Linked DNA regions of Mus musculus: region 2 is linked to region 1. The links are chromatin contacts, found by Hi-C or POLR2A ChIA-PET in ENCODE. All regions are on one chromosome and are shown on one strand. Each heading gives the region's core, a stretch centred on a gene start or an enhancer-like site at or near the end of the contact. The rest is flanking DNA. Distances are from core to core; before and after follow the strand shown. Region 1 holds the start of Trp53 (transformation related protein 53). Region 2 holds the start of Sat2 (spermidine/spermine N1-acetyl transferase 2).

Region 1 (5,879 bases), core at 2,512-5,011:
TATGCTTCCTCGTGTCCCGGAGATTGCATTACACCAGGAAACGTTTTCCAATTATACTGCATTCACTGCCTGAGATCAGCCTCCCTAGCATCCTGATCTACCTTGATGGAAGCCAGTCTGAACCAAGTTTTCATTCTCACCTGACGTTCTCTTGCCTGCCTGACACCCGAAGACCACCCCCCTCAGCTCTGAAGCACACCCCCCCCACACACACACACACTCACACACTTTAAAAAAAAAAAAAAAAAAACTTGGTTTGGTTATTTCAAAACACGGTTTGTTTGTTTGTTTGTTTGTTTGTTTTTCCATATAGCTCTAGCTGTCCTGGAATTCCCTCAGTAGACCAGGTCATCCTCAAACTCCAGAGATCTGGAAACTCTGTCTTCCAAGCGCTGGGGTTAAAGGAAAAGAGGGAGAGAGCAAACGGATATGGAGTCTCACAGCACTGCTCGGGTGCACTGTAGCTCGCCACAGGCTGAGGTAAGGGCTTTGAGAGCATTTGTTAGGCCGTGTAATAACCTTACTTATTGATATGCATTTGCACACTGCCCCCAAAAAACACAACCAGCTCTTCAGTCATGGTTCATGTCTACACAAGCCCAACACAGGGGTCTTCAGTCATGGTTCATGTCTACACAAGCCCAACGCAGGGTTCTAGCGTCCTGCAGTTGAGGATGGCCTTGAATTTACCTCTTCTCCACCTCTGGGGAGCTGTGGTTACCAGTGAGGCAGCACAGCAGTCTATGCAGTGTGGGGGCTCAAACATGGGCTTCGCGTGTAATGCTATGCTAGCACTCTACTGAGCTACTTCCCCAGCACCATTTGAAAAAAATCATTCTAGAAACACACAATGTCACAGAAAACACCGGCTCCTGACTAGTCTTTAAATGACTTCATAATTCAAGGCAGAAAATGATGTATATAGTGAGGGAAAATCCTGTCTGTCAACAGGTGACGCATGGACACACAGTTTTCACTTGCAGGGAGGGCTCTAAAGTGCAAGGGCTGGCAAAGGCCCCTACCCTTACCATTTCGGCGTAATCCACCTGCTCTTGTTCACTGTACAATTCTGGGGGCAGGTTGTAAATCCGAAGGACATTATCAGCACTATTGGTCAAGATACAGGAACCGTCAGGGGCCCTGAAAATACAGGAAAATTAGAAAACCCAAACAGAGCTGCGATTTCAAGGTTGTAGTGCGAGGGCCATGGCTAGCCTCTGAGTCCCTGAGAAGACACCCGGCTCTAGGGAAACAAGCTCGTGCAGAGAGTGGTGGCACACATCTGTAAGCCCAGCTCCTGGAGAGGCTGAGGCAGAGAACCAACCTCCAGGCCAGTCTGGGCAACTTGACCCTATCTCAAAATAAAGCAAAAAAGGACCAGGATGCTGGCCACTCTGAGGTAAATCCACAATACGATACACGGCAGTACGCATCCACAGGGGAAGGGCAGGGAAAACCTTAACCTCGGTATCACCCGTAGTCTATTGCTCCCTAGCAACTTCTAGAAACCCTGGGGTTGATTTTAGCTTTTGTTTTGTTTTGCTTTCCCTCAAGACAGATTCTCTAAGTAGCCCTGGCTGTCCTAGAACTGGACCCATGGTCCATGTTTGCCTGGAACTCACACATCTGCCTGCTTCTTCCCCCAGAGTGCTGAGATTAAAGGCATGCGCCCAACTTTGTTACTGTTTTTATTTTAAGACAGGGTCTCACTCTGTGGACAAACCAGGCCTCCATTTCCCAACAGTTGAGATTACAAGACTGTCGTCCCACCGAAAGGGGCCAAGTATGTGTGGTTAAGTTTTAAGGGGAAACTCCTGAAGATGGCCATCTCCTTGCCCATCGTACTTACCACTTGCAACCTTTCAAGAAGTTCTCGGAGCGGGTGCTGAACTCGGACCAGGAACCACTGAGGTATCGGGGTACCTGCGAGAAGCTGTAGGTCCAAAAGCTGGAAAGGAGATGGAGAAACAGCAAACGTGGGTCGTCAGAGCAAAATGGAAATAAAATGGTGCTGAGGACCGGTGGCTGTCGTTCTCACAGGTCCAGGCTCCTCAGATTCCAGTGTCACTTACGTGTCCCCCTCATCCACTTCAGCGCGTTCCTCAGACACACCTTCCGTGGCTTCTCCTGACTCCAACTCGGGGAGATTCGTTTCTTCTCCGGGAAGACTCGCATGTTCAGAAACATCTTGCTCCTCGATTCCAGGACTCAACTCACTGGAAGTATTAAATTCTACTTCCAGAGGTACAGAGTCCCCTTGTTGAAGCTCCTGGGACACAACCAAGCTAGCCACGGGATCTGTGGCTAGCTGGGGTTGGTCATCACCACCGCATGGCGGAGGCACCGGTTCAAAGTCTGTATTTTTCTCCGCTGGGGAACCTTGGGGTACCGGAGCTGGGGCCAGGTCAGGAGGGAGGCTATCCGGAGCTAAGAGTCGCTCCTCCGACGTCTTCATTCTGTAGAGTAAGCCCCCGGAAGGCAGAGGTCGGGCAAGTCTCGCTGAGCCGGCTACCAGCTGCCGAGGCTAGAGTGCATTACCGTTCCCAGGGATGCTCAGAGACCGGAGTCCGCTTTCCTCTTCCGGAAAATGTAAGCCGAACCTAAAGCAATCACCAGGGAACGAGTGTCCAAAGCCAAGCGCCTAGGGTCGCTAGGCGCCGCCAGGGCTTCTTGCTCTCGCGGGAGTCGGGCCACCTTCCGATAGGCTCTCCGCATCCTCCTCCGATTCCGAGCGGGAAGGCGGGAAGGAACGACTTTGCCTACACCTCAAGCGCTGGAGAATTCCTAGAGGTTTCTGGGAGTTGTAGTCTGAACTCTGGGCCTTGGCGAAAACTACACGAGCGCCCCCTACCGTCCCCTGGGGGTAATTCTTAAAGCGCCTATCCTCCCTGGCCTGCAGAGGGCGCATAATTTCTACAGTTTTTGCCCCTCTTGACTATCTTGTTTTGAATCCCGTAACCTCAGGTTTCCTTTCTCCCCATCTCTCCCCCCTTCTTGTTCCTCTCTTTCCCTTTCTCCCCCGCCCTCCCTTCATTCATTCGACATTTATTATCAAGTTCTTACTGCCTAACCCAGGACTATACAAGGCATTGGGAAAAAAATAGCAATGTTTTCTAGTTCTTAATCTCCATAAAGTTTTCGTTGCTGTGCAATTAAAGGCTGTGAAAACAGTCTTTACAGAGAGTGATAAGGACTGTACAGGAAATTAAACACGGTGGTGCGATACCAAGTATCTCGGAGAACACGTTAGATTGAGATACTATGAAAAGCCTTTCTAAAGTGACATTTTAGCTAATGAGGGGAAAAAGAACTTAGGGGCCCGTGTTGGTTCATCCCTGTACTTGGAAGGCCTAAAGCAGGAAGACGGCCGCGAATTCCAGGCCAGCCTTGGCTACAAAGACTCTGTCTTAAAAATCCAAAAAGATGGCTATGACTATCTAGCTGGATAGGAAAGAGCACAGAGCTCAGAACAGTGGCGGTCCACTTACGATAAAAACTTAATTCTTTCCACTCTTTATACTTGACACAGAGGCAGGAGTCCTCCGAATCGGTTTCCACCCATTTTGCCCTCACAGCTCTATATCTTAGACGACTTTTCACAAAGCGTTCCTGCTGAGGGCAACATCTCAGGGAGAATCCTGACTCTGCAAGTCCCCGCCTCCATTTCTTGCCCTCAACCCACGGAAGGACTTGCCCTTACTTGTTATGGCGACTATCCAGCTTTGTGCCAGGAGTCTCGCGGGGGTTGCTGGGATTGGGACTTTCCCCTCCCACGTGCTCACCCTGGCTAAAGTTCTGTAGCTTCAGTTCATTGGGACCATCCTGGCTGTAGGTAGCGACTACAGTTAGGGGGCACCTAGCATTCAGGCCCTCATCCTCCTCCTTCCCAGCAGGGTGTCACGCTTCTCCGAAGACTGGGTAAGTAATTGATGAGCGTGACGAGACCTCTCGGTCACTGGCTCTCTCCGTTTGCATCCATAAAACTAGAGAAAACCGTGGGGTTTGGGGGTGGGGCAGTGGGGGGACTCAGCGCGATGGAGATGGGCGGAATGGAAGCTTGGCGGGCGGGATGAACGGGAGTGTATATGTCAGATGCTGTAGTGAGGGTAGCTGATGATGATGATGTTAGGACCGACGAGCCTCACTGTCATGCACCTGCAAAGTAGAGCATATAGGGACCACTGAGATGGCCTAAGGGGTTTTCTCTCCGCTACGCGTTGTACACACTTATCTGCCCGCTGCTAGGTGATGGAAGCTCCGGAAATAACATGCACAAAGCACCAGGATTTAAGATTTTTCGAGATTCATAGCTTAAGACTTAAGACCCCCCATAGCATCCTAATGAAACCCTGGGTTCCGTTCCTGGATGAGATCGGGGTGATCCGGGGAGCCTTAGCTGCTAAGGTCCCGCAACTTCCGGACCTTTGTCCCTGGAGTGATTTCTTTTTTTTTCCAGCCGCTTCTCGACCCTGCTAGATGAAGAAAATCCAAGAAAAGCCTGAAGCACTAGCGGTGCTAGCCAGAAGTATTTGCCCTCGGGGCCCGACTCAGCCTCTTGGTCTGAAAGGCCCGCCGGCCCTGTTATTGTTTGGCTCCTTTACGTTTCTGCCGCTTGCAGGAGCATTTCCGGTTTCTTGTTTTCGGAGCAGATCACTGCTCGCCCGGCGACGGGGGAGTAGCGAAAGGGGAGAAATGGATTCTAGGCTGGTTCTGTGGTTTGAGGAGGAAAACTGCTGTCCTCGACATCTTATTTTTCTGGATTACTTGGTTATTGCTTTTGCAAAGGAGGAGGTGTTTATTTAAAAGAGTGCGCCGATAGGTCGTTTCTTCCTGCCGGAAAAGCAAATTACCGAGTATCCGGTTTTAGGGTGAGCCATTCCCTTGCTTAACGCATTCCGCGCGTCCTGAAAGCGGAAGGGGCGGGCTTGGGCCCCGGGCGCCCGGCGGTCCTAAGTGCAGTCAGCCCGCACCATCCGGTTCTTCCCAGCGGGAGGTGGCGGGACTCTGCCTGGGCGTGGGCTATGCCTGTCCCCGCCACTTCAATTTTTAGAACAGGTCATTTCATTACAGTTTCTTATCGCGCACCAGACATCGTGCGTGCCTTTTTTTCTTTTGTAAAAATACTATTTCCACACTGCACTTGGATCGGGAAGTAAATTTTTTTGTCCATCTGAAGATTTAGTTTCGGTCTAAAGAATAAATGATAGGTAGACCGGGAGGCGGGGGGACTTTGTTTTCGTGGCTTCAGCTGTAAAGCCGTAAGGAAGACTAGATCCTCCAGTTCATTGAGAAAGTATACAAATGACTTCACTTAAACTTTGACGCGCGAAGGGAACCCTAGCTGTGAAGGTTAGACTGGACAGCCACAGCGGTCCAGGGATGCCTTCTTATGCAAATAGCCTCCCTGCTCTTGCAATCTCTTTGACTGGATTTAGTGAAGGACTCTCTTGTGAATGTTAAAAGATCCCAACCCGAAGTCAAAAGGAGGTGCCCCTAGGCCCCATCTTGTTTACAAATGTAGATATATGTAAATTGGTTTTTTTGTTTTTTTTTTTTTTACATAAAGACAACTTTGGAAGATATTTACCCTGCTCTTCCAGTTTCTCTTCTCTGAATAATTTACTGCAGAGGGGTTTGGGAATGTCTGGGATGGGTAGTATATGCACTTAAATTATGCTTAAATCATCTGTAGCTTACATATGACCCTGCACTGTAAATGTTATTCAAATAAATGTTACCGTGTTGACTGAAAAAAGGAGCCAGGCTGGACTGGGACCGGGTGCTGCAAGCCTTTAACCCCAAAGCTAGGGAGGCCGAGGCAGGTCAATATCAGAGATTCAGGCCAGCCAAAGATATGCAAGGAGACCCTATCTCAAAAA
Region 2 (5,879 bases), core at 1,277-3,776, 42 kb after region 1:
ACCCTGCCTTGAAAAAAAAAAGTTATAAAAGGAATCTAACACCCAACTCAGGTTGTCTGGAAGAGCAATGATTGCTTTCTTCTTTTATTTATTTATTTATTTATTTATTTATTTATTTATTTATTATATGTAAGTACACTGTAGCTGTCTTCAGACACTCCAGAAGAGGGCATCAGATCTTGTTACAGATGGCTGTGAGCCACCATGTGGTTGCTGGGATTTGAACTCTGGACCTTCGGAAGAACAGTTGAGTGCTCTTACCCACTGAGCCATCTCACCAGCCCCTGACTGCTTTCTTCTAACCACTGAACCATTTCTTAAGCCTAGAAATACACACATTAAAAAAAAAAAAAAGCATGGAGCTGGAGAGAGGGCTCAGTGGTTAAGAGCACTAGCTGCTCTTGCAGAGAACCCAGGTTCAATTCTCAGCTCACAACTGTCTATAACTCCACTTCCTGGGGACCCAACACCCACACACAGACAGATATGCAGGCAAAACACCAATACATATGTAAGATAGATAGATAGATGGATGGATGGATGGATGGATAGGTAGGTAGGTAGGTAGATAGATAGATAGATAGATAGATAGATAGATAGATAGATAGATAGATAGATAAAAATATAAAAGGCAGTTGGAGAGATGATTTAGAGAGGTGGCTCAGTAGTTGAGAGTGCTGGCTGCTCTTGCAGAGGACTTGGGATCAATTTCCGGAACCCACATAGCAACCCACAAGTACAGTTCTAGGGAATGGACATCCTCTCCTATCCCCTGAGGGATCCTGAGACAAACGTGGTGGACATATATACAGTGCAGGCACAAACACTCCATACCCACACACACAAAAACAAACAAACAAACAAACAAAAACAGATGTAGCGGGGTAGAGGTGGGGGGAGGGAATGTAATCAAAGCTACTGAGGCTCAGATCCAGAGTTCAAGACTTGGTTGGGGAAAGAACTCCAGAGTAGAGAGCTTGCTGTGCAAACAGGAAGCTGTAAGTTTGGATGGCCCACACCTACAATCCACCTGGACTGAGTGGCACACACCTTTGACCCTAGCGCTGGGGAAGATGGAGCAGTAGAGGGTACAGAGGCCAGCCTGCCTAGCAGGATTGACTGCTGAGCTCCAGGCTTCTTGGTGGAAGGCCTCTCTCTCTCTTTCTCTCTCTCTCTCTCTCTCTCTCTCTCTCTCTTTCTCAGAGTAACTGAAGAAGAGATTCAACCTAGACTTCTTGCTCCCCGAGAATTCGCATGCACCAGCAAGCACAACTGCACAGACAGCACACTCACTCACTGAAAATAAAATAAGAACTCAAGGCTGAGTGGGCGTGGTGCTCACACCGACAACCCAAACACTTGACACTGGAGAAGTTGTAAGAGATAAGAGGCTGCTTTGAGTTTGAGGAGAGCCTCAGCTGTATCATGAGTTTCAGGCCAGCATGGGTGTTAGAGTGAGACTCTTTGTCTCAAAAAAACAAAAACAAAAACAAAGCAAAAAAAGAGGTGGACACGGTGGCACAAGATTGTAGCCCCAGTTGCTACTGGAGAACAAAGGGGTATTGAGCCCAGAACATCAAAGGTTTGAGGCTAAGTCAGATATAGTGATATACATAATCCCAGCACTGGGGAGGTAGAGGCAGGAAAATCAGTAGTTCTAGATCATCCTTGGCTACACAGCAAATTTGAGCCTAGCCTGGGCTACATATCCAGGAAAATCTTCCACTCCCTGAAAACCCTATCAGGCCTGGCTTGGTGGCGCACGCCTTTAATCCTAGCACTTGGGAGGCAGAGGCAGGTGGATTTCTGAGTTCGAGGCCAGCCTCTCAAAAACAAAAAACAAACAAACAAAAAAACCACAAAACAACAACAACAACAACAAACCCTATCAGATATAAAGGAGAAAAAAGAATAAGGGACCTGCTGTTACTGTTAATTACAGGGATTTGTTAACAGAACCTAATGAGGAAACGTCAAAACACAACTGTCCCTTTGAGGACACCATTATGAGCCACAAAACAGCTATAGGAATCAAGTGTAGGGCTTTTTTCAGCATGTCCTGAGTACTGGATTTAATGCCTAGAACCAAAGAAGGGAAGGAGGAAAAGCTGCCAGAGGCATAGCACAGGGCTTCCACTACCAAAGACAGCTACAGGAACCGGTCGGGGGTCTTGGGCTCCCTCAGGGTCGGGGATGCCCCAGTGATTAGACGGCTAAGAGTGAAAACTAAAGCAGCTAACTGGAGTGTACTCTAACTAAAGCAGGGTAGGGGAGGACTTTTAAGCTTGAGGTATGTACGACACAGACTGGATAGCCAAGGCTACACAGAGAAACCCTGTCTCGAAAAACCAAAATAAATAAATAAAATACAAAATACAAAAAATAAACAAACAAACAGGAAGCTTAAGTAGTCCGGCGCAGAGTCCAGTCACTGGACAGCGAGGCGAGGCGGGACCAGGGGGTGGGGGTGGGGAAATGGTCGTAAGCAGCAAGCTGATTGGCTGCAGGGAGGCCCGGAGGGGGCTCAGAATTTAAGGCCTTTTCTGGCAGAAGAGACCACCAGGCCGGCTAATCCTCCCAGCTGAGACCGGTTGGTGCCAGAATCTTGTCTAGAAGCTTCTAGCATTTCTTCTGCCCCTCGCTCCCAGCACTTTGAGACCTGAGCTTTGAGACCAGACCTCCGCGGTTCTGCAAACGTGGGAGTTGTCTGTGATCTTTGATTTTTGACAGTGAGGCTCGGAATGGCTTCCACGCGAATCCGAGAGGCCAGGGAGAGCGATTGTGGAGACATTATGAGGATGATCCGGGTAAAGACTGCGGTTTGGAAAAACAGTGCGGGGTGGGGGTGGGGGGCTGGGAGCAGTTTGGCTGGAGTTGGGGAGTCAGAAATGAGGGTGCACCTTTGGACCCTGTTCTCAGAGATCAGGACCTTCCTGCCTTAATGTTGTTTTGGTACCCCTGTTATAGGAACTGGCAGAGTTCGAGAAACTGTCCCATCAGGTGAAGATCAGTGAAGAAGGTGGGTGAGGCTGTGCACCTGGGTCCTGATTGAGATGGGGGGCGGGTGATGGGGTGGAAGGATGGAGTCCTAAGATCGTAACTACTGGACTGGGCTTTACTCCAAGTTCCGGTTTTTCCCGGCCCATCTCTGCCTTTTTTGTCATACCTCCAATCTTTATAGCTCTGCGAGCAGATGGCTTTGGAGAGAACCCTTTCTTTCACTGTTTGGTGGCAGAGATTATCCCAGCACCTGGGGAGTCACAAGGTAAGGAAGCCTGCAGTTATCCTCCGTGTTTTTCCTCCCAAAAGCCTCACTCTTCTCTCTCATTTTCAGGGTCCCTTGTGGTGGGCTATGGGCTGTACTACTTCATCTATAGCACATGGACCGGACGAAACGTTTATCTGGAAGACATCTATGTGATGCCGCAATATCGGGGTACTGGCTGGGGCTAAGGATGGACAGAATGCCCACAGACCCAATGAACAGTCCTCAGACCTATCCCATTACCCCAACCTCAGATTATAGTTTCCTTTGATACCCTTTCAACTCAAATAATAGTCCTTCCTGTCCCTTTCTCCACTATAGGTCAAGGGATTGGTACCAAAATAATCAAAAAGGTGGCTGAGGTGAGCAAAGGGGTGGGGCTTACAAACTAGTTACCGCCCCCAAACGAAAGCCAGCCAGTCAGCCAAACCATCAATCAATCAATCAATCAATCAGTCACGTAAGTGGGAGTGTCGAGGTTGAATGAGGGGGATGAGAAAGATTTTTCTTTTTATTGTTTGTTGTTCAAGACAGGGTTTCTCTGTGTAGTCCTGATTGTCCTAGAACTTGCTCTGTAGACCAGGCTGGCCTCCAACTCAGAGGTCTGCCTGCCTCTGCAGGAATTAAAGGTGCTGGGATTAAAGGTGTGTGCCAGCCATTAGTTTTTGAGCCCTGTGCAGTAAGCGTATGTCTTCTACAGGTTGCCCTGAATAAGGGTTGCTCCCAGTTCCGCCTGGCAGTTCTGGATTGGAACAAGAAGGCCGTGAACTTGTACAAATTTCTAGGGGCTCAAGATCTGACTGAATCGGAAGGCTGGCTCTCCTTTCGATTTGAAGGCGAGGCAATGAGGGAGTTGGCAGGACGCTGACTTACGCCCTCTCTCTCCTGCCTCTTCTTTGGGATCACCATATCAAGTTTTCCTAAGACCATAACCATAGGCACTGACCCAGACAGACGCTCGCTCACCCAGAGGCCTCCCAGGGTGCAGACTCCTGAAGTACAGAAAGAGTGGAAGAGGGAGAAGCCTTATTAGGAACCACAAATAAAATACTTGCTTTGCCCTCATGGGTAGAGGATGTGATGCTGCAGCCATTTTGAAGCCCTTCTATTTGAACATTGTTCTGATGAGGGCTGGGACAGCCAAAGAGGCAGGGGTCATGGAGGCCTCAAGGACTCTGGGCACCCTAGTCTTGCCTCTAGCCTGTTAGAAAAAAAAAAAAAAAAAAAAAAAGAACAAGAGGGAATAAGCAATGGTATATCAAGCTTGTCATTCATCTTTGGAACCCAAAGATATTTTAGGACTAATGCGATAAAGGCCGCAGACTGTGCGCTGCCGTCAGCATTTCAAGGGACACTGGGAAGGAGCAATTGCCTCCCCTTGACTAATCAACCTCTACTAGGTAGGTATGATGCATGGTACTGGGGAGCCGGGAGTATAAAAACCTCCAGCTCAGGGGTTTGGGGGCCCACCAGGGAAAGTGAGACTTGTTTCATTAAAAAAAAAAATTAAAAAAAAACAAAACAAATCTTTAAAACACTGGGAATGAAGCTCAGGACCTCTGGAGGAGCAGTCTGCTTTTAACCACTGAGCCATCTTTCCAGTTCCCTCTTTCTTTCTTTTTTTTTGTTTGTTTGTTTGGTTGGTTGGTTTTGTTTGTTTGTTTGTTTTTTGGTTTTTTCGAGACAGGGTTTCTCTGTGTAGCCCTGACTGTTCTGGAACTCACTCTGAGGACCAGGCTGGCCTGGAACTCAGAAATCCGCCTGCTAGGCTGGTGAGATGGCTCAGTGGGTAAGAGCACCTGACTGCTCTTCCAAAGGTCCAGAGTTCAAATCCCAGCAACCACATGGTGGCTCACAACCATCCATAACAAGATCTGACTCCCTCTTCTGGTGTGTCTGAAGACAGCTACAGTGTACTTACATAAAATAATAAATAAATCTTTTAAAAAAAAATCCGCCTGCCTCTGCCTCCCAAGTGCTGGGATTAAAGGTGTGTACCACCACTGCCCAGCCCTTTTTTTTTTTTTTAGACAGGATCTATCTACACTATGTAGCTCTGGCTGGTCTGGAACTCCTTATGTAGACCACCAGACTGGCTTAGAACTCACAGATTTACCTCTTCTGCCTTGAGAGTGTGGGATTAAAAGTGTGTGCCATCACTACAGTCCTCTTTTGTCTTGTTGTTTTGAAGCCCACCCTGACCTCCCACTCCTGGTGTGTAGCCAAGAACAACCTTGGCCTTTCCATGCTCTGCAGGAGATAGCAGGTGTTCCCACCTTGCCCATTTCATGGAGGTGTTAGGGATGGGACAGAGGACATTCAACCTAACAACTGAGATACGCGTCCCCAGCCCTTGTTTCCTTTTTTTTTTTTTTTGGTTTTTCGAGACAGGGTTTCTCTGTGTACCCCTGGCTGTCCTGGAACTCACTCTGTAGACCAGGCTGGCCTTGAACTCAGAAATCTGCCTGCCTCTGCCTCCCAAGTGCTGGAGTTAAAGGCATGCACCACCACCCCTGGTTCCTTGTTTCCTTTTTATTTTTAAAAATTTTTAAAAAGATTTATTTATTATTATATCTAAGTACACTGTAGCTGTCTTCAGATGCACCAGAAGAGG

Evidence for each region. A loop is a pair of places that touch in the nucleus more often than their neighbours do. ChIA-PET counts read pairs that join two places held with the same protein, here RNA polymerase II (POLR2A).
Region 2: a loop to region 1 is called in a map of left cerebral cortex, with 3 times the contacts of the local background. The contact joins the promoter of Sat2 here to the promoter of Trp53 in region 1. A Hi-C loop is called at or near these places in 17 of 37 maps with a recorded cell type or tissue (Patski, adrenal gland, gastrocnemius and 3 more). POLR2A ChIA-PET finds 5 or more read pairs at or near these places in 5 of 5 experiments (Patski and embryonic stem cell).

The regions. Positions count from the first base shown.
Region 1 is chr11:69,576,598-69,582,476 of GRCm38, forward strand. Trp53 (transformation related protein 53) reads left to right here and starts at 3,762. Exons shown (of 11, transcript NM_011640.3): 1 at 3,762-3,918. Wrap53 (WD repeat containing, antisense to Trp53) reads right to left here and starts at 2,652. Exons shown (of 10, transcript NM_144824.3): 1 at 2,073-2,652; 2 at 1,850-1,948; 3 at 1,029-1,140. The coding sequence starts at 2,455.
Region 2 is chr11:69,619,526-69,625,404 of GRCm38, forward strand. Sat2 (spermidine/spermine N1-acetyl transferase 2) reads left to right here and starts at 2,527. Exons shown (of 6, transcript NM_026991.3): 1 at 2,527-2,807; 2 at 2,968-3,019; 3 at 3,182-3,265; 4 at 3,335-3,436; 5 at 3,587-3,627; 6 at 3,966-4,353. The coding sequence starts at 2,742. The coding sequence ends at 4,133.